Linked DNA regions of Homo sapiens: regions 1, 3 and 4 are each linked to region 2. A link is an interaction called in ENCODE POLR2A ChIA-PET data of the cell type or tissue named here. Cell type or tissue: PC-3. All regions are shown on one strand. Links, peaks and the distances in the headings refer to the core of each region. The heading gives the core; the rest is flanking DNA.

What was found. Peaks named below come from ENCODE experiments on the same cell type or tissue, not always from the same donor. Only the 100,000 strongest peaks of a DNase experiment are listed, where the experiment ranks them.
Region 1: POLR2A ChIA-PET joins it to region 2 with 11 read pairs; 3 of 35 experiments call an interaction of 5 or more read pairs at or near these places.
Region 3: POLR2A ChIA-PET joins it to region 2 with 10 read pairs; 2 of 35 experiments call an interaction of 5 or more read pairs at or near these places.
Region 4: POLR2A ChIA-PET joins it to region 2 with 15 read pairs; 2 of 35 experiments call an interaction of 5 or more read pairs at or near these places.

The regions. Positions count from the first base shown.
Region 1 is chr5:88,287,730-88,293,673 of GRCh38, reverse strand. All of the region lies in intron 2 of TMEM161B-DT (TMEM161B divergent transcript), which reads right to left. Among named protein-coding and RNA genes, the nearest start is that of TMEM161B-DT, 22 kb to the right of the region's middle. In PC-3, for the core only: no CTCF peak of the experiment used is centred there; a DNase peak (open chromatin) is centred at 2,693; H3K27ac peaks cover 456 bases.
Region 2 is chr5:88,658,674-88,664,617 of GRCh38, reverse strand. The region is part of intron 2 of MIR9-2HG (MIR9-2 host gene); the gene reads left to right. Among named protein-coding and RNA genes, the nearest start is that of MIR9-2, 5.3 kb to the left of the region's middle. RefSeq lists enhancers at 1-147, 148-971, 2,796-3,621, 4,218-4,729, 4,730-5,243 and silencers at 3,087-3,166, 3,487-3,676. In PC-3, for the core only: no CTCF peak of the experiment used is centred there; DNase peaks (open chromatin) are centred at 3,477 and 3,907; H3K4me3 peaks cover 1,734 bases; H3K27ac peaks cover 746 bases.
Region 3 is chr5:87,754,020-87,759,963 of GRCh38, reverse strand. No RefSeq gene overlaps it. Among named protein-coding and RNA genes, the nearest start is that of LINC02144, 24 kb to the right of the region's middle. RefSeq lists an enhancer at 4,150-4,789. In PC-3, for the core only: no CTCF peak of the experiment used is centred there; a DNase peak (open chromatin) is centred at 2,813.
Region 4 is chr5:87,636,569-87,642,512 of GRCh38, reverse strand. No RefSeq gene overlaps it. Among named protein-coding and RNA genes, the nearest start is that of LINC02488, 23 kb to the left of the region's middle. In PC-3, for the core only: no CTCF peak of the experiment used is centred there; no DNase peak of the experiment used is centred there.

The DNA.
Region 1 (5,944 bases), core at 688-5,687, 370 kb after region 2:
AAAGTACAAAAAATTAGTCAGGCGTAGTGGTGGGCACCTGTAGTCCCAGCTACTTGGGAGGCTGAGGCAGGAGAATGGCATCAACCCAGGAGGCGGAGCTTGCAGTGAGCCAAGGTCGCGCCACTGCACTCCAGCCTGGGCAACAGTGCGAGACCCCATCTCAAAAAAAAAAAAAGAATGAAGACACAAACACATGAGCCTAAGCCTACACAGGGTCAAGATCATCAATATCACTGTCTTTCACCACCATATCTTGTCCCACTGGAAGTTCTTCAGGGGCAACAACACACAGGGAGCTGTCACCTCCTATGATAACAATGCCTTCTTCTGGAATGCCTCCTGAAAGACCTGCCTAAGGCTGCTTAATATACTCTAAATATACTCTAAAATAATGATAAAAAGTATAGTATAGCAAATATATAAGCCAGTGACAGTTGTTTATTATCATTATCAACTATTATATACTGTGGATAATTGTGTGTGCTAGACTTTTATACTAGACTGGCAATGCAGTCGGTTTGTTTACACCAGCATCACTACAAACACGTGTGATAGGTTGTGCTACATTACAATTACTACAATGTTACTAGGCAATAGAAAATTTTCAGCTTCATTATAATCGTACAGGACAACCATTGTATATAAGGTCAGACATTGGCCAAAATATCGTTATGAGGTACATGGCTGAAGTTGTTTTATGTATAAATAAAAGTGAGCTTTGCCTAAATTTAATTCCATGTTTGAGCATTCACTACTTTAAAAAGGACTCTCAGGGCACTGTAGCTCATACCTGTAATCCCAGAACTTTGGGAGGCCAAGGAGAAAGATCGTTTGAGTCCAGGGGTTCAAGACCAGCCTGGACAACACAGCAGGACTCCGTCTTAAAAATAAATAAGTAAATAAAATAAAAGGAGTAAAATTCTCCTGTCAAGTAAGTATACCTCACACCCTTATTTCTATGGCATTCTTCAATAAGAAAAACATTCGTATGAGAAACATTCCATATTATAGATTATAAAACAGCTCATACCATGAAAAGTTCAAACATGAAAAGAGTCCATGAAAACAAAAGTGAATGAAGATACAAATTTCCATGCTTTCCAGACCTTAAAAATAAACATATTAAGTTATTTTTGGCATACAGTCCTATAGAATTTTATCACATGCAATTGTTTAATATAATGATCACTATAATCAAGATATAAAACTATTCCATCACTCCAAAGAAATTCTCTTACGCTGCCCATTCATCATCACACCCTCCCCACAACCCTAACCCCTGGCACTACTGATCAGTTCTTCATTGCTGTGATTTTGCAATTTGAGAATGTTATATAAACAGAATCACATAATACATAACCTTTTGAGATTAGCTTTTATTTCAGTCAGCATAACAGCCTTGAAATGCACTCAAGTTGTTGTATGTATCAACAGTGCTTTCCTTTTTATTGCTCAGTAGGATTCTGTGATAGGGTTATACCAGTTATCAATTGGAGGACATCTGATTGTTTCCTTTTGGGCTATTGTAAATAAAGCTGATATGAACATTTATGTACATGTTTTTGGGTGTAAATTTTGATCTCCCTAGAATGAATATCCAGTAGGTGTATTACTGGGTTGTATAGTAAGTGCATGTTTAACTTTATAAGAAACTGCCAAACTGTTTTCTAGAGTGGTGATATCATTTTACATTAGCATCAGCAATGTATGAGAGATCGAGTTACTCTGCATTTTATCAGCACTTAATATCATCAGTACTTTTTATTTTAACCATTCTAACAGGTGTCTGGTGATATATCTCATTGAGGTGTTAATTTGCATTTTTCTAATGGTCAATTATGTTGATATATAATAATGCTTTACACTTACATCATGTCTTGCATTTTTGCAAATAATGTTTTAAACATCTCAGTTAATCTTCACAAGTACAGTGTGGCTTATTTATTTTATGTATTTATTTTTTTCGAGACAGACTCTCAATCTGTTGCCCAGACTGGAGGGCAGTGGCTTGGTTTCGACTCACTGCAACCTCCACCTCCCAGGTTCAAGGAATTCTTGTGCCTCAGCCTCCTGAGTAGCTGGGATTGCAAGCGCCTGCCACAACACCGGGCTAATTTTTGTATTTTTTAGTAGAGATGCGGTTTCACCATGTTGGTCAGGCTGGCCTTGAACTCCTGACCTCAAATGATCTACCTGCCTCGGCCTCCCAAAGTGCTGGGATTACAGGTGTGAGCCACTGCACCCGGCCCAGGGTGGTTTATTTCAACTGATAAAAAGCTGATATATAAATCTGGAAGAGAGAAAAATGTTGTTACTCCAAAGCAGAATCAAAAGAGTTTCAAACTCAAAAAGAGATAGAGGTACTTTAGTCAAACGTCCCCATTTTATGGAGAACTAAGTTCCAGGGGGATTAAATGGCTTCTCGTACAGCTGGAATCACACCCAAAAACCACACTTCTGATGCTTGAATCTCTTCCATAATGTCCTATCAAGGAAGTGATAATTTATGCTTGAATCTTTCAAGTGACTGGGAAACCACTCATTTTTTGCCCTGTTCTTTTTGGATGTGTTTCCTGACATTGAACTGAAATGACATATAAGCAAGTGACTAAGTCTGCAAGTATTTTGACATCGAGTTGAAATGGCTTGCTATAGCTCCTGCCAATGGGTCTAGTTCCATCCTCTGAGACCTTCCAGTGGAAGCGTGATCACTTTTTCACATGGCAGGATGTCAGATGCTTGAAGACAGTCATCATGATCTCATATATATATATATATTCCAGGCTAAACATTTACATTTTCATTCAACCGTTCTTAAGGTGAGTTTCTTCATCATTCTGCTTGCTTTTATGTAAACCAGTCCTAGATTTCTTAGGGTGCAAAATACTGAAGAAAATATTCCTAGTAATACAGCCAGGTAATACATTTTCCAATTATTCATAACTGCTGCAAGAAATAATGTAATGTCCTTGCCTTTCACTTAGTATATCATGAGTATTTCTTTATATCATTAAAAACTATCTGTAAGTGTATTTTTAAAATTTTAAGTTGAATCCTTTATTTTAAAATTGTGTTTATTTTTTGAATGTGTTACACGCAACATGGCACAAAATTCAAAACTTTCAAGAGGTTTTACAGTAAAAAAATCATTTTTTCCCAGACTTCTAGTTGACTATAACATGCTATTCTAGAATGTGACATAATATTTCAGACACCTGTTTTTTAGAGACATAACTGTTTATGATTATGACACTATCATATGGCTATACTATCTTTTTAATCATTCATGTTAAACTTTTTTGCCATTATAAATAATTTGATTATGAACTTCCTTATATATATATAACATGAATATATTTTAGATTATTTTTAAAGTAGATTCTTAGAAGGAAATTGCTGCATTAAATAGTATGGCTTGTACATAATTACTTTCCACAAAATTACTATTTTATGTTTGCACCAGTAGTATATGTTTATGGTAAATATTATTTTTTCCAGCTTATTAAATGTCTAAAGGTGTTTCACACATGCCAGTCCCTGTGCATATCATACAATTAACTGTAGTTTTTTTTACTAAATATAATGCTAAATAATGCCTTACAATTAATATTTGTTGTATTTTGTGTTTACAAGTTTGTTTTATTCACCAGATTTTAAACTCCTGCAGTCTAACATACCTTATTCATATTCTAAAGCCTAACATAGACATTTACACAGAGTTGATATTCCAGAAATTTGTGACATCTAAATGAGTGAATAAACTTAAAAATCCTACTAGTTTGTTGGACTCTGCCTATATTGTTATAGACTCTCAAAATTTTATTGATTCTAATTATGCCCATACAGAATTTAGCCCAGAGTCAACATCAAGCTGTTCCAAAGTTTGGAAAAAATACTATCCTTCCTGATTTTGAATCAGGTAAAAATTTGATAAATATGGATTCTATGTTTTCTTTTAAGTCAATGAAACACAGAAGACCGAGGACTGTAATTCTATACTAAAAACCTCTGGAGAGGCTGACTGCCATCTAGGAGTCAGTACCCTTTGGATGCTAAGTCCTTCCCTGACAGTACTACCATCTAGCCTCCCCAACCCCTCCAACTTACTCACAAGGATATGATAAAAAAAAAAAAGTCAGTAATACCTCATGGGCCCAGAAAAATATTACCTACTGCATTTTATTGGTTGACTAGCCTAGTAACACTATCAGAAAGAAAATTAAATTAGACTGAAATTATTATAGATAAACCCGTGCTGTATTCGATTGATTACTGCTTTCTCTTATAGATGCTCCCAGAGCATCCTTTAATTATTCCTTTTAGATTGTTGCCTAGGATCAGCACGGTCCTGGCTGGTTATCAGGGGTGTTGGAGAATCTCAGTTGAATGAATAAAGTCCTAGTCAAATAAAGATTATTTATGTGGGAGGGTTTCCATGTGATATGGATTATCATTTTATATCACTGGCACTCCCGTAGATGTCCATAATCTTTTCTGTATTTCTTAGGGTTTGTGACTACTTAGACTACTGAGAAAGTACTTTTTCCTATTAATAGTTTGGATAGGGTCGAGTAAAGTACCTGCATACAGACAGCTGTGACTCCTGCTACACGTGAAGGGGATGGGAAGTGGGAAGCAGTTGTCAATTAAACAGAGACTCTTCCTGATCACATGAAATACTCTTTGGGTGATCTTTGGATATTAGCTTGGCTGCCACATGACTTCCCGGTTCTGGTAACCTGTAGTAACCCTATCAGGTCTATTTCAAACTCTGGCAATCTCTGTCAGAGCAGAGACTGTGGGGTCTGTAATTTGCTCATTCCATTCTGGTTCACATAGTCCCGCCAAGAAGTCCCTCAGACCTCCTCTACCCTCCAGCACCCGTTTCATTATCTCCCATTCCTTCCAACCCAGGAAAACCTAATTGTGATGGTTAATTTTATGTGTCAACTTGGCTGTGTTAAGGGCTATCCAGATAGATGATAAAACAGTATTTCTGTGTGCCTCTGTGAAGAAATTAGCATTTGAATCAAGACTGACTAAAGATCTGCTCTACCAGTGTGGGTGGGCATCATCCAATTCACTGGAGGCCTGCCCAAATAGAACAAAAAGGGCAAAGAAAAGGTGAATTTGCTTTATTCTTGATTTAGGACCTCCATCTTCTCCTACCCTTGGACATCAGAACTCCTGGTTCTGCAGTAGTCAGACTCTAGGACTTATACTAGCATCCCTACCCCACATTCTCAGGCCTTATTACATTGGGTATTAAGTTATTGATTCTCCTGGTTCTCAGCCCTTTGAACTTGATTACACCACTGGCTTTCCTGGTTCTCCAGTTTGCAGACGGCAGATCTTGGGTCTCTGTGATTGAGCCAATTCCCATAATAAATAATCTATCTATCTATCTATTATCTATCTATCTATCTATCTATCTATCTATCTATCTATCTATCATATATCATCTATCTATCTAAAAAAGATAACCTGAGATACAATAAAATTTTAAAGAGTTTATTTGAGCAAACAGTGATTCACAAATCGGGCAACTCTAAACCAGAAGTTGTTTCGGAGCTCTGCTGAGCACAGCTCAGCAGTGGGGAGGCTTTTATAGGAGGAACAGGAAAGCAAAGAAAATATTTATTTGGTTATAGTTATATCATTTCCTTCTTTGGTCATCCTCTTGGAAAGTCCCTAGCTACATAATTATAAAGCTGCTTCTGACTGATTGAGCTTAAGTTGTGTTATATTCATTTACCGGAAATAGCTCCAGTTAACTTTTAGATTATGTTTGCAAATCAAGTAAGGTTAACTTATGAGGCCTAACTGGGTTTCTCTGCACAGAGATTCTTCAGGCATGGTCTCCATTTTAATTTGCTTTAACAACATGTATCATTCTATTGGCTTTGCTTCTCTGGAGAATCCTGACTAATACACGAGTCTTTTA
Region 2 (5,944 bases), core at 377-5,376:
ATTACTGAAGCTTTTGCCTACATCTTGGTCTTTTATGTAAATATGTTAAATATAACATCTAAGGAAAATAAACAATATTATAATTATGTGTTTGCCATTGTCATATCAAACTTGCTTTGTATCATACTAATGTTACATAACTTATCGATCAATAAAAATACATTTCAATGTTATTATTTTCATTTTATTTTTTGCTGTTCCACTGCCCTTGGTGCAACATGTCCCAATTTTTCTTTTTTCTATTACACATCAAACTTCTGACATTTTGTTTTATTTGTGTGTGTTGAAGAGAGGTACTGTATCTGAGCATAGGTTTGAAGGGTGTTGGAAATAATCTGTACATTGACCTTATAATAAGGTGATATTTCTTTGAAACCCGTAATATTCCAAAGGCATGTACATTTAAGTCAAAAGAAGTGTAAATATCAGTTAAGTAGTTCTTTGAAACCTAGTTTTAACATTGGCAGAAACCGGATCAAGTTTATTTAGCATACCACTGCATTGTAAAACAGTTGGAGTGAAGTTGCAGGTTGCGTGAGTATGCATGTTAACTAGTGGGAACCAAGTGCAGTCTTTGTGAAAGGGGAGCAGCAGATTGCTGTGCAAGGCCAATGTTAAAAAGGCAGCTGAATTTAACACCATCTGGAAGAAAAGATCCCTTCACGACTTTCTCACACCGTCAGACAAAACTAGTGTCTCTTGTTCCGAGCCCTTGTCTATGCAACCATACAATACTGAGTCATTATACTTTTGCTGAGAGAAAATTTGAGAACACAATATGGGTAACCAGTGAATGACCAAGTTTCATTGTGCCCGCTTAAGTCGATTGAAATCTACGTCTAGAGCTATGAATGGTAGTATTGTTTTCCTCACCAGGGCTGTACTAAATGTCAGCACAGTGTAAAGAAAAACTGTAAAGAAAAGTCTGCAAATAACTTACCAAATCTCAATTATAATATTTTCCCACACTAGAACTAATATCATTGCGAGGGGCTACATTGCAGAAAATACAAAAAGAAACGAAAAGAAATAGTTCATTTAGAAGTTATTTTATCCAGACAAACATTTTAATTTTCTGATGGGAACTTCAATTCAGGCTTCAGGCTGGGATGAGAGGTGGAATTCAGTACTGGCGAGTTCAAATTACAAAAATTCTGCTTCTGCAATTAAAATACCATAAAACAAACACCTAGCCCCACCTGAAGTTCTCTATTCTTAAATATAAATGGACTCTATGTGGGTTTTACTACTTTAGTCCTGCATAGAATTGTTAGTGTGAATCTAGCTTAAATTTTGCTTTAAATTATGGCACACTGCTCTTTCAAAGTTTGCCACTGTGATTGACATTGCAAAAGAACATCATTTCCCAAAATATTTAAGAATATTCTGGCACCTCCCTAGGCGGATTCTGGCGTGCCCAGGAATACACTTCCTTTTTATGTTATGCCCCTCCCCCTACTTTCTAACTTTTTCCCCCTCATGATGTGTGTAAATCAGTTATCCTTCGGTTTAACATTCACGAAATCTATTTGACTGTAAACAGTCAGAAAAAGGAAACAAAACAGTTCAAAAAAAGTAAATGGAGTTGGTTGTGTATGTTTTACTAGGATGTCTATTTTAAATGTAATTGACTTTGCAATTTTGTTATTGTGTCACCAAGTGTCTCATAGTTCTTAACATGTAAGTGCAAAACAATGAGTAATTGCTGTTTTGCTGAATAATACATCTGAGTTGCCAACGTCAAAGGTATTATTTTGCGTATTTCTAAACAGGAACGTTAACTGCAGGTTTTGACATCTAGAATCTTTTCATGAAATACTTAGAAATAGGGTGATAAAATGATACCTGTAAAAGTAAATATAAAGATAGAACCCATTTATTTTCTTTACCCTACTTTGTTATACCAGAAAATTAACATTGAAAAGTCACTCACTAATCAAATAATAAAGGATATAGGATAAACATAGTCATACAAAAAATACAAAACAACAACAAAAATGAAAATTGGATAAAGGTTAAAAAAAAGATTCAGGAAGACTTCTTCAGTGTCCTTGCTGAATGTGAATGGGTATTTTCACTAGTATCAATCCCTTAATGAAGTTGCTATTATGCATAATAATGAGACATGCATTATTTACATTCAAAATGGAATATTTTCCAAAGTGACTGTTCTTTAGGTCACCTTGAACAGTAAATTTTCCACCACAAGAGTTCTTTGTGTTTATTTTTAAAATTAAAATAATTTTCTTATTTGGAAAAATATAAAATTCTAATTTGATTTTTGTGTAGCCTGATGAAAATTAAGAAACCATTTAAATTATAAGGAAGCCATATAGATGGATACATATAAATATTTTAAGATATTTTAGCATTTTAGGAATTTTGACTTTTCAAAAATGGAGAGATGAAACCAAAGGCTTTATTTTCCAATGTGGCTAGAAAATGAATGACAGTATGTAACTGTCTATGTATCTATTTTTTTCCTATGAATCTATACATCTGGAAATGTCACTGTGGTTTCAGAAAATTGATACCCTTTCCTCCCTAATGTGCTACAGTTAAGTAAAACACACCATAATATGTTGCATTTAGTGGGAACTGGGGGTGGCAGTGGTGAGATGGGCAACACAGGACAAGGTGTTCTTTAAGACTAAGAACTAATTAGAATCAGTTATTGAGTAAAAAAGATATCTATAATGCTGGGTCGATTGTTTTAACATGACTACTTCGAGATAGTTAAACAGGTCCTACAGCAATTGGGACATGTAAGGCAGTTCTTCAGTGTCTCTGGATTTTAATGGATGGCTTTGTTAACCCTGTTTCTTTGCTCATCGGTTCTTAACACAACTTAAACAACCTAGTACAGAAATCAGCAGAACCCTCTATTCCTGTTTGCTCAGAGAACCCATTTCACCCCTTCTGGGAACTGTTCGACTTATTTGTGGAATTAATTCTAAGATGGTGAATGGAAATGGAAAGTATATAGTTGTGATTGATATTAAGGAATATTTATCTGCCCTCAATCAGGGCTGCGAGAGTTAGTGCACTTCCTTAGAAAGGTGATGACCATGTTTGAGGTGGGAGCGTGTGGCTTTCCGCTTTTCAGCCAACTGCCAGACCACAGGGGGTAGGGCTTTTAAAAAGTGCAGATAATCGACTTTATTCAGGGAAATACGGAGTTTTGAGCCATATTTGTTCAAAAAGCAGCACATCACTGTGCTTGATGGTTTGACTTGGTTTTAGTTGAGCGCGGGCATAGCGCATTCTGGAGATCTAAAATTAGCCAGGCTTAGCAGCCGCCTTGCAAGGTACTTGGCGTGGGCGGTGCAAAGAGGAGACAGCCGACTCTGTGACTGGCTGCAGATGCGGTTAGGCTAGGCAGTGGCAGCAGCGAAGGCGGCTGGCCCGCCGCGGGGCAGGACGACGCCTCCCGGTGACCGCCAACTGCCCGAGTCCTCCTGCAGCTGCTGCGGCTCGCGGCCCTCGCCTGAAAGCGGGCGTCTGATTGGTGTTTCCCGGGAGACGGGCTCCTCTAGCTGATGGAGCTGGTGCGCCGGCGCGCGCGCTCCCGGGTTGGCGCGCGACTGGGAGGCCGGGGGCGCGCTGCGGCCCGGGTAGCAGGCTGGGAGGCCGCCCAAGTTTGCGCTAGCTCAAGTTCCCGTGCCCGCGCTCGGCGCCTTGGAGGCTGCTGGACACCGGCGCCGCGCTGCGGGGCTCGGCAGGGGCGGGTCGTCAGACTGTCCTTTGCCTGGCACGCTGAGCTGCGTCCGCGAAGGCTATTCCGGTTTTTTTTTTTTTTAAAATTATTATTTGCCAGCCTCTCGGCCCCTAATCAGCGACCTCGGTCACTGCCTCTGCGCCACCTCCGGTCTGCGGTTGCTTGGGAATCCCTGAGTTGAGCTTGTGAATGGGGGTGGCGTCGAGGTTTAGTCACGCCTGGACGTCGGTTAGAGGCAGGCATCTCCCAGCGGCCACCCCCTGCCACAGGGCACCTTCCTCAGGCGGCACGCAACTTGTGGTTAAGAAGCTTTCTTTTGCTGACACTCGGTGTCTCTAGTTTTGCCCAGGCTTCTTCCCTGGACGTGATCAATATCATTGATATAGATATTGTGTAACCCCCAAATCCCCCCTCCCCGCCACCACCACACACACACCGTTATTAACTTAGTGAAAAGCTGCTAACGGAAAGGGTCTCCCTGCGGGGAAGCTGGGTGGGGGGCGGGGGCGGGGAAGTTTTGCTCGGTGGCCGGCGTTGGTGAGCGCTTGCCACTCTGGGCCCTTCCCTGGGGCAACTCCCACTTCTACCCCCATTGCCCATAGGAGCTCAGGGCACATCTTACCCCATCATCAGATTTGCTGGAAATATTAATCTCCTTGTTGGGTGGATACAGTAGAACTTGTTCAGAGATTACTTTAAAAAGAGATCTGGGTCTTAAGCACTTACTAAAGCCAGTTAATAACATCATGCATGGACATTTAAACTTGTTGTAAGTTGCAGAGAGGATTAGCGGGAAGTCACGCTGTGCGCAGCTAATGATACCATCTTAACTCTAACTGGGCTAAATCCAACTCGCCCGGCACAGGTCCGGCTCTGCGGCCCTCGGGTGAGGCTAGGAAAGAGCGCCTTGGAAAGAGGTCTTGGAAAGAGGGCCGAAACTGGCGGAGCCGCCCCGATCCTTACTGCGGGTGACGGTCACTGGTCCTGGGAGGCCGCGGGCGGTCCTGCTGTTGCGTAGGCACGAGCCCAGGGACTGAGGCCCAGGCCTCCCGGTGCACACTGACACACCGCCGTCCGCGGGCTGAGCTTCAGTGACACCGAAGGGCACTGGCCAACATGTCAAAACAGTTTTGATTCCATGAACCAAAGGGCGCACAAGGTCTATTGCAAGCTCAGGTGAAGTCGTGGGACTCCAAAGGTAGTGGCTTTCTTGCTGCTGGTCGATTTGCATTACAGAGGCCGTTTACTTTCAATTCCACTTTTACAAAAGTAGTCAAGCTCTGTATTTCACAGGTAAATTTCGAAGGATATTATTAACAACTTCCTGTCATAGGCTTCCTCAACTACTTTCGGTCTGATTACTGTTTTAAAGCAGTTTGCTACCACTTTATGACAGGGCCAATGAGAAATAATCTTCAGAAAATGCTTCGAAAATGCTGCGTTATTAAAACACTTACCTAACAATATTCATTTAATTCTGTCACTAAGTAGCTGTCTGACAGATTTCGTGTTTTCTCTGAGTTTCTTTTAATAGTCACTGGCCCTCGGAAAACAAGTTATCAGGAGAATTTTAACTGCAACCTGGCTCTTGGCTTTTTTAAGTTTTAAATTCAAACTTGACAAGGTTAAGATTTTTTTTATTATATCATTAATAGCTAGTGGGAGATTGGAAAAAACTACAGACGCTAATCACTTTAATAGTTGGTGAAAACCTGTGAAAGGAACCACTTGAGAAAAGAGATGTGCGTAAAGAAAAAAAAAAGATAGACAATAAATACTTTCTCTGAATCAGGCCACAAAAAATGATCTACAGAATATTACCCAGAATGTCTCTTAAATCTTTGTCTTTTAGGGAAAAATGTCTTCCTACACACACAAATGTATACATATGAATGAAATTTACTGGGATGGAAAAATTTCTAACAAGTATGATTTAGAAATATTTTCACCGAATAAGTATCTCAAATATAATTACGTATTTATCAACACTGGCCTAATTAAAAATACTTCATATAATATATTTGGACATAATACCTTCATGAAGACAATAATAGATGTAATATCATTGAAATTCAGAATCTATGGACTTACTTCCTGTCAGGGTTAAATCTCTTGTATAGTAATAATAAAAGTGTACTTAGTCCTTATTTTTAATTCAATGAGCATTATAAGTTCTTGAAACTTGCATAAATATAATAGTCTTTGCGAGGAGCTCAAATAATAGAT
Region 3 (5,944 bases), core at 538-5,537, 900 kb after region 2:
TCTTTAACAAAACACTGGGAAGAATTTAACCTCAAGTCAATTAATTAATGTTATTGAATTCTGGTTTGTTGCTTGATGAATTAATAAGAGTTTGCTGTAATCAGCCATAGCATCAACTTTGGACTCACAAGGATGCCAGATATGCAATCTGGTGACCTTGAATAGGTGACACGTTTCTATCAACTCTCCTCTGCCACCCATCTTCTCCTTCTACTCAATTTCACTTTTGCCTGACAAAAAGACTAGAGCAGCTTGCTGGAGATGCAGCATGGTTCAGCTGGTGGATAAGAGCACAGACATTGGAGCCGAACTGTCTGGAGTTGCAATCCCAGCCCAACTACTTTCTAGCTAGGAGAACTTAAGCAAGTTAGTTAATTGTTCAGTGCTGCAGTACGCTCACCTATAAAATGGAGATGTTAATAATGATTCATGACTCATAGGGTTGTTTTGAAGATTAAATAAGTTCGTAGTTATAAGGTAATCAGAGAGGTACCTGGCATATAGAAAACTCCATAGTAGTACTTATAATAAATAAATATTCTCAGCAAACACTATGAGCAGGAAATTATAATTAACTTGGATGACCATAACCATCTCTTTATCAAGGAACAGCAGTAGTCAGAAAGGAGAAACTTCAAGTTTTGTTGCTCTCACTTTCTTCCACTCAATTCCTATCTCACTTTAGCCCAAATTCATTGAGACTCAGTTATGCTCAAGGAGGGCTCTTTTCCTGGCCTTTCTCCAATCAAGAAAAAAAAAAAAGCTTTTGTTGATCTTAACTAATTATCTCTCCTATTAACACTGGAATTGCAATTTCAGAAGATTTGTATAGACAAATGTCTTATATAGTCTCAACTGAAAAACCACTTATGCCCAAACTTCCATATTCTCTAACAATAAGTAAGTTCCATGTATGTCTGACCAGTCTCAACAAGGAATCGAGCTCCTTGAGGCCATAGGCAGTTATCTATTTCTTTAAAATGAAGCAACATGAAGAAAACATAAATAAATGGAAAGATAGCCTGTGTTCATGGATTGGAAAAATTAATATTATGAAAATGTCTATATTATTAAAGTGATCTACAGATTCAATGCAATCTCTATCAAAATTCTAATGTGATTTTTTTACAGACACAGAAAAAAGCAATGGTTAAATTTGCGTGTAATCACAAAAGACCCCAAATAGTCAAAACAATCTTGAGCAAAAAGAACAAAGCTGAGGGTGTCATACATCCTGATTTCAAAACATATTATAAAGTGATTTTAATCAAAACAGCATGTTACTAGAATATAAACAGACATAGACCAATAGAATAGGATAGAAAACCCATAAATAAACCCATGCATTAATAGTAAACAGATTTTTGACAAAAGTGCCAAAAACACACAATGGGCAAAGGACAGTCTTTTCAGTAAATAGTGTTGGGAAGCGGGATATCCACATGCAGAGGAATGAAAGTAAACCCTTACCTTACACCATATTCAAAAATCAACTCAAAATGGACTAAAAACCTGAAACTGTAAAACTACTAAGAAAATATAGGAGAAAAGCTTCACAACGTTGGGTTAGGCCATTATTTTTTAGATATAACCTTTTCTTAAAATCTGTTTCATTGACAAAAATAAAAATTATATATATTTATGATGTACACCATATTTTGATATGATGGAATGGCTGAATCAAATACTTTATATATTTGTTACCTCATATACTTAACTCATTTTTTTTTGATGGTGAGAACACTTAACATCTGCTCTTATCAATATGTTGTATCTTTTCAAATATCATATATATTTTTTAATTTTTTGGGTACATAGTATATGTATATATTTATGGGTTGCACAAGCTATTTTGATGCAAGCATGTAATGCATAATAATCATATCAGGGTAAATGGGATATCCATCACCTCATGCATTTCTCCTATGTGTTATAAATGATTCAATTATACTCTTCTTTTTAAATGTACAATTAAATTATTTTTGACTAGAGTCACCCATTGTGCTAGCAAATACTAAGTCTTATTCATTCTTTCATTATTTTTTGTGGCCTATTCTAACTATTTTTGTGTCACAAGCAACAAAAGCACAAATAGATAAATGGGATAACTTCAGACAAAAAGTTTCTGCACAGCAAAGGAAATAGCCAACAGAGTAAAGACACAACCCACAGAATGGGAGGGAATATTTGCAAACCATATACCTAATAAGGGGTCTATATCCAAAATATATAAGAAACTCAAACAACTCAATAGTAAGAAAACAATCCAGTTAAAACTCGACAAAGGTCCTGAACAGACATTTCTCAAAAGAAGACACACAAATGGTCAATAGATACATTTTAAAATGCTCAGTATCACTCACTAATTAGGGAAATATAAATTAAAACCATGATAAGATAACCTTACTCCTGTTAGGATGGCTTTTATTTAAAAGATGAAGTATAAGCATTAGAGAGGATGCAGAGAAAAGGCAATCCTTATACATTGTTGGTAGGAATGTAAATTAAGTTCCTCAGAAAACTTAAAGTAGAACTACCATACAACCCGGTGATTCCACTTGTAGGTATATATCCACAGGAACAGAAATCAATATATTGAAGAAATAACTGCACTCTCATGTTCATTGCAGCATTATTCACAATAGTCCAGATATGGTAACAACCTAAGTGTTCATCAGTAGAAGAATGGATAAAGAAAATGTGTATACACACGATGGAATACTATTCAACCTTTAAGAATGGGGAGTTTTGTCATTTGTGATAACATGGATGAATTTGGAGGACATTATGATAAGTAAACAAGCCAGGCACAGAAAGACAAATACCAGATGATGTCACTTATATGTGGAATCTGATAAAGTGCAACTCATAAAAGTAGAGAGTAGAATGATGGCTTCCAGAGACTGGGGGAAAAGAAAAAGGAGAGAGGGAATGGTAAATTGTTGATCAAAGGGTACAAAGCTTAGATAGACCAGGGGAATAGGTTTTGAAAGACATTGCACAGCAGGGTGACTATAGTCAAAAATAATGTATTATATATTCCAAAATAACTTAGAGAGTAGATTTTAAATTTCTCACCTTAAAAAATGATAGGTAAGTGGGCTGGGCGTGCTTACACCTGTAATCCCAGCACTTTGGGAGGCTGAGGCGGGTGGATCATGAGGTTATGAGTTCAAGACCAGCCTGGCCAAGATGGTGAAACCCTGTCTCTACTAAAAAAGTTACAAAAATTATCCGGGCACGGCACGGTGGCAGGCGCCTGTAATCCCAGCTACTCAGGAGGCTGAGGCAGGAGAATCGCTTGAATCAGGGGGCGGAGGTTGCAGTGACCCGAGGTCACGCCACTGCACTCCAGCCTCGGTGACAAGAGTGAGACTCCGTCTCAAAAAACAAACAAACAAACAAACAAACAAACAAAAAGTGATAGGTAAGTGATGTGATGGATATGATAGTTTAATTTCATCATGCCACATTGAATACATATATCAAAACATCACCTTGTACCCCATAAATATATATAATTATGATTTGTCAATCAAAAAATATTAATAATAAATAAAAATAAAGTAAAATAAATAAATCTACTCGAAGCAATGAAATAATAAATATGAAGCATAATGGATGCTCTGTTTTCTCATAAAAGAATAATGGTCTTCCTCCGAAAGCTTTTTCCTATAGAACTAACTTTACTTCCTCATACTGATAACAGCTGAGGATGAGGAACATAGGCTACAATGCTGAACCTCTTTTCCACATAAAATCCAAGTTCAGTCATATTTTTTAATCTGTTTAAATTCAATGTAGTAAAATTACCCTGTAATTTCTTATTATAGATAAAAGTATATCTGAGATATAATTTAATATCTCACAAATCAAATATGATATAAATAGAGCTTTAGGAAGAAATGGATCCATAGAAGCATATCAAAACACTTGTGTTAATAGCCAAAAAATGTTCTCAGTGAAAAACCACTTATAGTATAACTAATTTTTCATATTTTAAGGAAATATAGTATTAATACTGCCACAAATATTCTATCATTTCCAAAAAATTTTTAAATAAATATGCTGGAATTCATGATAGAATGAAAGCTTATGAAACAGAGGTATTTTCCTGTTTTCCTAAAAATATCCAGTAAGAGAAAAATGTATACAGATAATTTTTCACTTTTAAATTTTAATTTTTCAGAATTTTCTATTTATTAAAAGTGGTTGGTTTTGCTTTTGTTTTAAATGAAAGCAGCTTTAATTATCTGACTCTCATTGACTGCTAATGACATACTAATGTAAATCTCAGGGAATAATCGAGGAGAAGGCAACAACATGGAATGCTTCTAGATGGCTTGTTTTCTCAGCTCCTCCGAGCGTTAGTGGGCAGGAGAACCTGCTCTTTGTAAGAGGAAAAGACGGCAATCGCACCCCTGATGGGGATTAAAGAATCCTCCCTGTGTCTTTCAGCATAAGAAAAGGAAAGTTTTTGGCACATTAAGAGTGTGTCTCTACCAATGATTGAGTCATTTTTGTGTGCCAGGATACTGTCAAATGTTTGACACATGTCATCCCACTGGATCTTTACAACCATTATTTCTATTTTACAAAAGAGGAAACTGAGCCTTGGTGCAGTTAAATAATTTGCTCAAGGTCACACGATGGTAGAACTGAGATGGAAACCAGGTGTGCATAACTCTAAAGACATCTGAATCACTAAACTGCCTCTCTTTAAGCAGTCATATAAAGTACACACATTTACGGAACAGCTGAGATGATCAAATTGAACCTTCAAATTCTACATCTCCTCTACATGCTAAAACTAAGCCTTTTATTAATATATATTGAAAATGATTAAAACATAAAATTTGCATTGTACTTTTTATAATACTAGTGATTTCCAGGCTATAAAAGAAAATAAATGATAATAATAACACCTCCAACACCACCTCGAAGGATAATTTCTACTGCCATTTACTAGGCATTTATTTTAGGTACTTTGCTAAGCACTTTACATATATTATTTCATTTTTTAAAATAAGAACTAGCCACAAATTATACAATCTAAAACTCAAATTAAATTGAAACATGTATACATTTTTTCAGAAGTGGAAAATAAAGATACAATTTTCTATTTCCTTGATTTCATTTTCTTTACTTCTAGAGGGCAGATTTTCTATTGTCCAAAGTCTGGTTCTTACAGATCTGAGTGATTAACCCATATCTAGATCTCAAAGAACATGCAAAAGGTACTGAAATCAGTCAGTGAGGGCTTAGCAAGGTAAGACAAACCAAAGACCCAACTGAGAAGTAATTTAAATCAAATTTACTCCTCATTTTTTTCACCTACTCGTGCCAGGTGGTAGACGCTAAATTTAGTGCTTCTCTCAACACTCAGGTAAGTTAGCAGACCAGCATACTGTCACCCTGGGCTAACAGGGAGAATAATTCTGCCATCCCCACCGGTACAACATTAAAGGAAATGAATCTCATTCTGTTCTTTTTTGGGAAGTAATTTATCAGATGATTTATTTACAGTGCAGACTGCATGACAAGTAAACAAATATGTTATTTTTGCCCACTGTAGTTGGGTTTTAAACATGAGAAAGAGACAGAGTAAGTGTCTTTCTAGGGTATGTGAGTAGCTCTGACAACAGCTTTGAAAAATAAAGGAACTCCATTACAAGGCGTTTAGCAAGAACTGATTTACATACTAGAGTAGATCTTTCATGAATTCTGCCAACGTAGAGAGGGAAGGGGAGGAAAAAAAGGCTCCAATTGCATGCTACCACTGTGCATGTTGATGAATCCCCCAGCACATGTTAATTAATGCCCCTATTGTGTTTGGCAGACTACCAGGGACTGTGATTGTACACGAACTGATCCTTTAAATGGAGAGTGGCTTACTCTATATTGAAAAGAAAGAGATTTGTATTTGTATAAGCCACAACTATTC
Region 4 (5,944 bases), core at 678-5,677, 1.0 Mb after region 2:
AGACATACCCGCACTGGGCAATTTACAAAAGAAAGAGGTTTAATGGACTTACAGTTCCACATGGCTGAGGAGGCCTCACAACCATGGCAGAAGGCAAGGAGGAGCGAGTCACGTGTTATGTGGATGGCAGCAGATAAAGAGAGAGCTTGTGCAGGGAGACTCCCATTTTTAAAACCATCAGATCTCTTGAGACTTATTCACAATCACGAGAACTGCACGGGAAAGACCCACTCCCATGATTCAATTATCTCCCACAGGGTCCATCCCACAATATTTGGGAATTATGGGAGCCAGAAGATGAGATTTGGGTGCAGACACAGAGCCAAACCATATCATATGTTACAACATGGATGAACCTTGCATAAATTACATTAAATGAAATAAACACATAACAAAAAGATAAATACTGTGTGACTCCACTTACATGAGACATCTCATGTAGTCAAGCTCATGGAAACAAAAGAGTAAAATGAGGATTGCCAGGGGGTGTGGGAAGGGAGATTTAGGGAGTTTTTGTCGAATGGGTGTAGAGCTTCAGTTTTCCAAGTTGAAAAAGTTCTGGAGATCTGTGGTAGGACAATGTGAATATTCTTAACACTATTGAAGTGTACACTTAAAAATGGTTAAGATGGTAAATTTTATGTTTTTTATCACAATTTTAAAAATTATAATTTTTTTAAATGAAAGTTCTTTTCTTGTCAAGATAGAATAAATATACTTCAACTTGTCTCTCAAAATGAATGCAACTAAAATCCCAGAAGAGAATATATGGGACAGTTGAGAACTAAGAAGTAAATGATAGTACCACTAAACAAGCAGTAAGTTAACAGATTTTTTTCATTTTTTATTACCTGGCCTGAATGCAAATGCAGTCCGGAACCCAATACTGCATACAAGGTACAGACAGAAAGTGTTTCAAAAGAAGCTCTCTATTTTTGTTATGAGGGATCTCTTTTCGTCAAAGATAATGAGGAACTTTCTGTGTTGTTCAATTTTTTTTTTTCTCTCTCTTGTCTTACCACCCTACTCCGCAGGAGATCACACAGTGGCAGTAGCAGAAACAGAAAAGATAACTTGAAAGATATTTACAATTTCATCAAAGAGAAAACCTCTCTGATCAGAGGACCTGTAGTCACAAGAGCACAGGAGAATCCACTTGCTTTTCCTTTTTATCTCTTTCTATTCTTTTTACCATTTTGCCCTGTAGGTATACAGGGTAATGGAAAGTACATGGCAGAGCCAGAGAAGCAAGAACACCAGCTTTTAGCCAGAGAACCAGAAGGAGAGGGCTTCTGGGAACTATAAGGTGTTAGAGAGAGATGGAGGGAACTTTAAAAAGCAATTCTATAAAGTTGCATATGAATGCCATGACTCACTCCTGGGCCCCATGTGCATGAATATGACCCTGAAGAGCACAGTAAAAGCTTTCAGAACTTAACTGTAGTCTTGACTACAGCCCAGGTCCCAGACTGTCCACTAAGTGGTGTGCATGTGGGAATACCACTGCAAAGGCTTTAAAAATTGAACACAACATACAAAGATAGATATGGACTTGTCTGCACCCAACTGGATCAATTGCCTGCTAAAACAAACAATCAAATATCAACATTCTATATAGGATTTAAACAAGACTAAGAGTTTTAAAATATGATACTTTAAAAGCACGGGAAACAATTCAAAATCACTTGGTGTAGGAAGCACCAGACACATTTCAACATCTCATAAGAAAAATGGCACAAGAGTAACTACACCAAAATGATACAGATATTGGAACTATCAAACACTTTAAAATAGTGAGTATAACCATGTTCTAGGAAGTAAGAGCAAACATCCTTGAAATATATGGGAAAATAAGAAGTCTTAACATGAAAATAGTCAATATAAATTACGAAAATTTTAGAATGAAAAATAAAACAATGAAAATAAAAAATTTTCAGTTGAGGTCAATAGCATAATGGAAATAAAAGGGGAAAGATTAATAAACTTGAAGATAGATTGATAGAAATTATCCAATCTGAATGACAGAGAAAAAGATTGAAAAAATAGAGACCTGGGGACCTGTAACACAATAATAAAAGGTCTAAATTTATTTATATTTCCAGACATAGAAAAGAATGTATGCAGAACAAAATGTTTAAAAATATAATCGCTGAAAGCTTCCCAAATCTGGTGAAAAATGTAAACTTAGAATTTCAGAATGCTCAGCACACATAAAAATGATACAGCCAAAGAAATCTCTTCCAAAATACATATTATAATCAAACTTCTGAAAGCTAAGGACAAAGAAAGAATCTTGAAAGCAGCCATAGAAAAATAATACATTACTAAATTTAACTCCAGATTTCTCATCCTAATCCATGTAAGGCGGAAACAGCAACATTTTAAAGTGATGGAAAAAAAGAACTATAAACCTGGAATTCTATATCCAATGAAAATATCATTCAAGAATAATGGTGAAATAAAGACATTCTTGGATAAAGGAAAGTGAAGATAATTTGTTACAAACTGACATGATGGAAAAGAATGAATTGCTAAAGAAAGTGAAGCCACCTTTGCAAAGAGTGTATCAGTGAGAAAAATCTAACATGGCTGACTCCATCTTGCTTCTAGCTTTACAGGCTGCTTGTCTTTGCTCATTCCTGGGTGTAGGCCAATCCAACAATGGGAGGAATTTAGTTTATGCTTAACTTAGAAACAAAGATAATAATAGACCTTCCCTAAAACTAAGTCCCTTTTTGCTTAGGGACCAAAAATGAATGAAAAGCCACAAGATTAGAATTATGAGAGGGTCCTGAATTCTGCTAAAACGTAGGCATAGTTTTTATAATCTCTTACTGCTCAGAAATCCTGTGGCTTGCGTTCACAAGATTTGTGACTTCTCCAATTGCTCCTATAGATAGCATCACTATTGTAGAAGCTAAGATTGATCTATTGAGAAGTTTTTCCAATTTTTGCATTCTGGGAACTGACTGACCTGTCCAAGACCCATGACTCATGACTCAATCGGTCCTGTGTCCCCCCACCCAGAGATGGACTCAGCACACAAGGACCATTTTCCATACTCCATGACTTCATCCCCAATCAATTAGCAGCATCCATTCCATAGCTCTCACCCACAAAATTATCCATAAAAACCCTAGCCTCTGAGTTCTTGGGGAGACTGATGTGAGAGATAGTGATATTGGAGGGATCAGGGAAGTGCTGGGTAGAGAAGGGCATGGTCCCTGGCGAGGGCTCCACCCCTGGGCCTATGCCCCTGGACCTAGGTGAGGATAGGCACTCCCGTTTACCCACCAAAAGAGGTAAATTTAAAGCAGAGGGAGACTTTTGGATGGCTGATGGAGGCCCTCGTTAAGTAGTAAGAATGAAACTGGAGAGAACAAAACAATATAACTTGAAGATGAGAATGAATAAGAGAGAGGAGTAAAGAGTAAAACTAAAGTCACTGCTGGGGAAAAAAGTAATCAATGTTATACTTCTTCATTCAAGGCTTTCTAGTAGTTAACTGTAATTATTTCAGTGAAGTTTGGAAACCAATCTTAGCTCTATAAGTGAAAAAGTGGATTTTTTTCAAAAAGAGAGTTTTGTTTCTCCTGGGAACTGAAAATTGGAGTAGGCTTTCATAAAGAGAAGGGAAGCAAATAAGGATAGTACAGTACTACTGGGGAGAGAAAAAGTGTAGAGGGTGAGAGGAAATGGGAACAAGTCTAAAATAATGTACTCCAGAGATGGAAAACCCAAGATGGCTAGTTGCAAACTAAATACAAATTGACCTGAAAATGTTGTTAAGTATTCAGTAGGTGCCAAGCTGGGGCAATGCAATTGACACAGGAAGTCCTTGTGCTGTGTAACTGCAGAAGTAGCTGTAGGCATCACATTAGGCTGCTAGGTTTCCACATTTTGAAGGTGATCATACTTCACTCAAGCATTTTTTTAGTAGAAGTCAAAGAGGAATTTGCCGGAATAGCAGGACTGACCCCACTGTCCCCACCCCCACCCACTTCACCCTCCCTCCCTGTTACAAGCATCGTACAATGGGCAAGTATTGGCAGAATCAGTGTTTTAGCACTGACCTTTTGCAGGAAGAAAGTATCATGAGGTATTACCAGTTGCCAAGGAGGACTCTGAGTTTCCAGCTTTCTCTGTGTAACACTGTTGTAAAAGGAATTAGGCTATGAATGTCAACCTCTGAGTTTCTGGAATTATCAAAAAGGAGTTAAGGTGAAAGAATCGTGATAGGAAAGAAAGATAAGCTTGAGAAAGCCAAACAAGACTTGAAATAGTTAATTTGAATAATGTGCAGATACGAATTTATTTTGTACCACCAAAACTGAGGAAGTGGGAAAAGTCTTATTTAAATATAGGACAAGTATATTCCAGTCATAATATAAATGAAACATATTCTTTCTCCTTCAGTAACATGAAACATTAGTTAGGCTGGAAACATGATATTATATATAAACAGAAATGTGAAGCTTTTGTCTGGTAACTTCTCCAACTACCTACAGTCACTCAATACTTTAATTGCGTGTTTTGTAAGGCAGGACCAATTTTCATGTTAAAAAAAAAAAAAAGGACTGCCTGACTAAGGTCTGTCTACTTAATAATTCCTTTTGAAATCTATTTGCTTGCTGCATAGATAGGTCAGATTCACAATTGAGATGATTACATAATCAATTAAAGGAGAAAGAATATTTATCTTCTCACTTAAACAAATTAACATTTTTGGTGTACCAGGAGTTCTCATTTTCATTTATTTATAATAATTAGAAATGTTTTTAGATCTAGCATCTTTCTTTAAATTATGGATCTAATCATCAAGTTAGTTTCAAATCAGACTCAAAATAGACAACAGATATTATGAGCCTTTTAGCATTACCAAGTTTAATAAGTATTCTTTGAAATAATTTTAGTAAATATTTTTTCTGACACAAGCTAAATACTTGAAATAGGAAAAAAAAAACAAACTCAACTCTACTTTGATGATTTGGTTTCCAAATTCTGAAAAATAATTACTTCACTTTAAAAAGTAACTTTGTCTTCCATTACCATCTTAATATAAAACCATCAAAAAACATGTGGTCCATCTGCCTGAACAGGGTGCACAGGACCAATTTACAGGAGAGGCTATGTAGTGCTGATGAAAATCGGTACTTGCTCTTTCCACCGGGCATCACATTGCATCTGTTTTTGTGACAGCATTGGATTCAGAAATTAAGCACAGCAGGAAGGAAGATCTTGCATAGATTTAAAATATATTGCATGTTCTGACATTATTAAAAAAAGTGGGGAAGACTGAAAAACCCTCAACCATACTTAGAGGACACTAAACTGTATTTGTGAAGTGGGGAGATAGGACCTCCTTTTGAAGAACATTCATCCGCAAAGTTTACCAACAGCAAGTGCTGGTGTATCATTCTGACCAGAATACCTGTGATAAGATTATTTCCAGCATTTCTAACAACCAAATTTCCCAATTTTAGAAAAGTAATCTCTATTATTAAAGGCATTCTATAGTAATATAACACATTTATAAAATATAGAAAACAAAAATGTATATCTCAGCCCATTATAATAATACAAAGCAAATATCCATGTTACCATCAACCAGGTCAAGAGCACTGCCAGCACCCCAGAAACATCCTCATGCCTCCTCTAAATCATGTGTCTCTAAATATTGTACTTTAGTATTGCATATATTTGGAACTTTTTACAGATAAAAATCTTAGAGTATGTACTATTTTGTTTGAGGTTTCTTCTACCCACATTATGGTTGTGAGATTTATTCAGATGTGAGGATGAATATAATTCCTTCGTTTTCATTGCTGTATAGCAGTCTGTTGTGCATATGCACACAACTTACTTGGTCTGCTATTGATGGACATTTGGGTTGTTTCCAATTCTTGGGTGTTGTGAACAATGCTGCTATCAACATTAATGTATA